2 separate regions of the Homo sapiens genome follow, and region 1 is linked to region 2. Evidence: read pairs that join two places in POLR2A ChIA-PET (ENCODE). Cell type or tissue: Caco-2. All regions are shown on one strand.

Region 1 (2,500 bases), 170 kb after region 2:
ATACCCTAAGGAAGAGAATTTAAAATTAATAGAGAATCAAGTGATATGCCAATGAAATACAATGTATGGATCTTATTTCTATCCTGACTTGGGCAAACTTTGAAAAATATTATAAGGTAACTGAGGACATTTGAATGCTGACTGGATATTTGATGACAGTAAAGAGTTATTGTTAATTTTAATGTATGGTAATAGTGTTATATGTTTAAAAAGTCCTTTTCTTTTAGAATAGTGAAATAGTTATGGATGAAATGATTAGACATGTGGGATTTGTTTCAAAACAATCCAATGGTGAGGAAGATGGAGAGTAGGTAGGGACTAGATGAAACAGGATTTGTTGATAATTATTGAAGCTGGAAGATGGGTAAATGGAGTTCCTTATACTATTGTCTCTATTTTTGTATCCATTTGAACATTTTTGTAATTTAAAAACCCGATGTATTAATCACACCTTTTAATTTTCTATAATTCTGATGTTTTGACATCTTGGTGTCACAGGCTGACGGGTTCTTCTTGCTCGCTGCCCTATAAATACTCCAAAGAGAACAGCAGGTACTGCAGCAAAGAAAGGGATTAATAATCACTGGGCCGCCCAGGTGAGGAGAACAGGGAGAAATTTCTCAACCCATTTCTTTGAGAATTTGGAGGCTAGGGTTTATTAAGGGTACTTTGGAAGGCACAGGGCTGGGGAACTGCAACAATTGATTGGCTGGGGATGAAATCATAGGGGTGTCTAAAACTGTCTTCATGTCACTGAGTCAGTTTCCAGGAGGGGTGGGTGGGAGGAGTGTCTCAGGACCAGGCAGCATCTCTTGGTCTACCGAAAATATCTCAAAACGAGTTTTTTAGGTTTCACAATGGTGCTGTTATCTAGGAGTCATTGGGGAAGTTATAAAACTCGGGAACCCCAGTTACATGACTCTGGGGCAGTCAGCAGCTTATAGGAAAACAAGCTAAGCAATGGCAGGTCATTGTTTAACTCTGCCTATTCATTAGCAAAGTCCGTAAGTCTAACCTTGTCTTACGAATGCAGCTTCAATCTCCGGACAAAGAGTGGGGTTAATTTCCCTGACCTCCAAGTTTAACTATAAACCGAATTCTTCTCATTGCTTATGAGTTATCCATAGCCGTGAGTTATGGCCTCTGTGCTAGAATAAGCAAAAAAGCAATTTTGCCTGTGAGATTAGAAGCAAGATGGAGTCAGCCATGTCAGATTTCTCTCATTATTTGTAATTCTGCAAATGCGGTTTCACAGGGTCTTGCTGACCCTGGAGAGACTGCCCCTCCCAGGATTAGCCAATTCCTAGCGACAGTAAAGGATTCTCCCTCGAGTGTGCCTTTCATATGCAAACACGTTCATCCAGAGCCCGCTCGTTCCACCACCTCCTCTACCTCCTCCATACTTGGGACAATACAGGGCCAGGAACCAGACACTTCACGACAGTCCCTCCACCCCAGAGTCCACTGAAATTGTTCAAACCAGCCAATCCCTGCCCGTGTTTTTGCCTCACTCCTGCTGCCTCCTGACTGACGCTGGTGCTCCCCCTGTGGCCCTCCTTGGGTGTCGCACCCCCTCCCCTAGGGATCGGAAAGTTTAACAATCTTTTTCAGTGGCGGTCCTCTCCTCATCTGTTGGCCTCGCCGTACCTGAATAATAGTAAAACCCATATTTTAAAAACAAAAGTATTTTTTGTTGTTGTTTTGAGACAGTGTCTCGCTCTGTCGCCCAGGATGCAGTGCAGTGGTGCGCTCTTGGCTCACTGCAGTCTCAACCTCCTAGGCTCAAGGGATTCTCCCACCTCAGCCTCCAGAGTAGCCAGAACTACAGGCGTGTGCCACCATGTCGGGCTAATTTTTGCATTTTTCGTAGAGGTTTTTTGTAGGGGTTTTACCACATTGCCCAGGCTGGTCTCGAACTCCTGGCTAAAGTGATCCGCCATCCTTGCCCTCTGAAAGTAAAAGCCTATTTTATAATCCAAACACTGGCCGGGCGAGGTGGCTCACGCCTGTAATCCCACCACTTTGGGAGGCAGAGGCAGGTGGATCACGAGGTCAGGAGATAGAGACCATCCTGGCTAACATGGTGAAACCCCGTCTCTACTAAAAATACAAAAAAAATTAGCTGGGCGTGGTGGTGGGCGCCTGTAGTCACAGCTACTTGGGAGGATGAGGGCGCCTGTAGTCCCAGCTACTCGGGTGGCTGAGGCAGGAGAATGGCGTGAACCCAGGAAGTGGAGCTTGCAGTGAGCTGAGATCGTGCCACTGCACTCCAGCCTGGACAACTAAGCAAGACTCTGTCTCAAAAAAAAAAAAAAAAATCCAAACACTTGCTGGGCAAGGTGGCTCACATCTGTAATCCCAGCACTTAGGGAGGCCAAGGCAAGCAGATCACTTGAGGTCAGGAGTTCGAGACCAGCCTGGCCAACAAGGTGAAACCCCATCTCTACTAAAAGTACAAAAATTAGCTGGGTGTGGTGGTGGGCACCTGTGGTCCCAGCTA
Region 2 (2,500 bases):
TGGTGTGTTTACAAACCTTGAGCTAGATACAGAGTGTCGATTGGTGTATTTACAATCCCTTAGCTAGACATAAAGATTTTCCAAGTCCCCACCAGACTCAGGAGCCCAGCTGGTTTCACTCTGTGGATCTCGCACTGGGGCCGCAGGTGGAGCTGCCTGTTAGTCCCGAGCTCTGCGCACGCGCTCCTCAGCCCTTGGGCCGTCAATGGCACTGGCCGCTGTGAAGCAGGGGGCGGCGCTCATCAGGGAGGCTCAGGCCACGCAGGAGCCCACGGCGGGGGGTGGGGGGAGGCTCAGGCATGGGGGTGCTGCAGGTCCGGAGCTGTGCCCCGCGGGGAGGCAGCTAAGGCCCAGCGAGAAATTGAGCACAGCAGCTGCTGGTCCAGGTGCTAAGCCCCTCACTTCCCGGGGCTTGCGGGCCGGCCGGCCGCTCCGAGTGCGGGGCCCGCCGAGCCCACCCCCACCCGGAACTCGTGCTGGCCTGCAAGGGCCGCGCGCAGCCCCGGTTCCCGCCCGCGCCTCTCCCTCCACACCTCCCTGCAAGCTGACGGAGCCGGCTCTGGCCTTGGCCAGCCCAGAAAAGGGCTCCCACAGTGGAGCGGTGGGCTGAAGGGCTCCTCAAGCACGGCCAGAGTGGGCGCCAAGGCCAAGGAGGCGCCGAGAGCGAGCGAGAGCTGTGAGGGCTGCCAGGGCTGCCAGCATGCTGTCACTTCTCACAACCATCCATTCATTCAAACAATGTTTATTGAGCCTTGACTATGTGTAAGGCGCTGGTTTATGTCCTGAGGATACATAGTTAAAAAAGACATTCCAGAATGACAAAGAATTAACTAGCAATTACAATACAAGATACATACTCTCCCCGCTGCCCTTTAATGCTATGGAAATACAAAAGAGGAACATCAGCTCAGTCTAATGGTAGGAGGTAGTCAGGGAAGATCTCAGATTTAAAAAAAAAGGAAATTGATAACTTATAAAAGATTGTCCAGAAATGCCAGCAAAAAGAGTAGAGGAGTCTTGTTTGTTAAACAAGTGACTCGTTGCCCAGGCCAAAGCTTTTAATATATACTACTTCTGGCTATTGAGACTGAGATCACAGTGATTCAAGAATCACAGGCTATTTGGGAAAACACAGATTAATAAGACAAAGAGGCATTGATCCAATAAACTGTCCCTTATAAAGCACTCGGGTCATTTTCTTTCTCTACTTCCTTATGATCTCTAGTATTTCATCACAAGAAATAAGTCTCTATTATGAAAGGAACTCTGCTTTTTAAAAGTGATGAGGGAGGAAGATATTTTTCCCCCAACCAGACTCAGGTCAGAGCAGTCAAAATCATTTTCGTTTGCTCCTAACATTTTTACATCTCCTTCACCAGTACACAGAGTTACAGGAGGGGAACTCCACACTATTAATCAGTGCTGTTGCAATCACACTATTTCATAGCACCAGAAAGGATATAAACAGTCCTCTGTGTCAGGGAGGCTCTCAGTCTCCAGTGAGCACTGGGGTCTAGGGTATACGTGGAGAAAGGAGTAGCCACTGAATTTCTTTCCAGATATCTCTAAACATTTCCCAACTAGCTCCCCTAACCCTGAAATTCACACGCCATCAATCAATCACATTATAATATCGACTAAGGCATTATTCCAGGCATATAGGAAAACAGAGGGAAAGAGACACAGTCCTTGTTCTCAAGGAAGCTACAATCTAATTAAGGAGACACTCAAGAAGTGACAAGAATTCACTGTCACAGAGCTGGCTGAACTGCAACAGAAGACTGAATAGGAGGCGGTTCACAGATACCTGCCTGGGCCCTGCGCTGGGCCTGCAGAATGGGTAGTGTTTGATCAAGAAGACAGAAGGAAGAATGCTTTCTTTAATGGAAGTGAATAGAATTCCTTAATAGAATGAGCAGAGCCTGGAGGGAGCCGGCCGAAGCAGCCAGACTGACAGGCCAGAGGGCGAGTGCTGAAAAACAGAATCCGGGAAGTGGGGTGAGCCGGACTGGGGACGCAGGGAAAGGCTGGTGTCCAGCTAGCAATCCGTTGATCCCTTGCCTCTCGGCCCCAAATCTGCTCTGTGACAAGAGTTCGGGCGTTTCTCCTTTGCACCAAACACAATATTCAGCTTTGTCAGTAGCGTGCTCTGAGTCTATGCAGGAGGAAGGGGCTTCTCCTCCTGGGTCTGGCTTGCTACTGTCTTCTCCTGCCTCCAGCTGTATGGCTCTTATCACTGCCCCAGCCATGTGCCGAGTGTGCAGTCTTCAGGCTCATGGCCCAGCCCCACCTCTTGGCCACCCATGGTGACCACCTCACCACGATGTTCCTAATGCAGGCCTGGCATGCCCCAGTCTTCACTACCCTGCTGGAGAGCAGGCCCCTGACGCCTGCAGCCCTCCATGCACTCTTGCACCAGCCTTAGCCTCTACCCAAGACTGTTGATTTCTCCTTGTCCAGTAACCATGGGCAACCCAGGGAACCTTTCTGCCACTCAGTG

Evidence for each region. Peaks named below come from ENCODE experiments on the same cell type or tissue, not always from the same donor. Only the 100,000 strongest peaks of a DNase experiment are listed, where the experiment ranks them.
Region 1: POLR2A ChIA-PET joins it to region 2 with 5 read pairs; 2 of 35 experiments call an interaction of 5 or more read pairs at or near these places.

The regions. Positions count from the first base shown.
Region 1 is chr6:13,846,001-13,848,500 of GRCh38, reverse strand. No RefSeq gene overlaps it. Among named protein-coding and RNA genes, the nearest start is that of MCUR1, 33 kb to the right of the region's middle. In Caco-2, no CTCF peak of the experiment used is centred here; a DNase peak (open chromatin) is centred at 1,474.
Region 2 is chr6:14,016,061-14,018,560 of GRCh38, reverse strand. No RefSeq gene overlaps it. Among named protein-coding and RNA genes, the nearest start is that of RNF182, 92 kb to the right of the region's middle. In Caco-2, no CTCF peak of the experiment used is centred here; no DNase peak of the experiment used is centred here.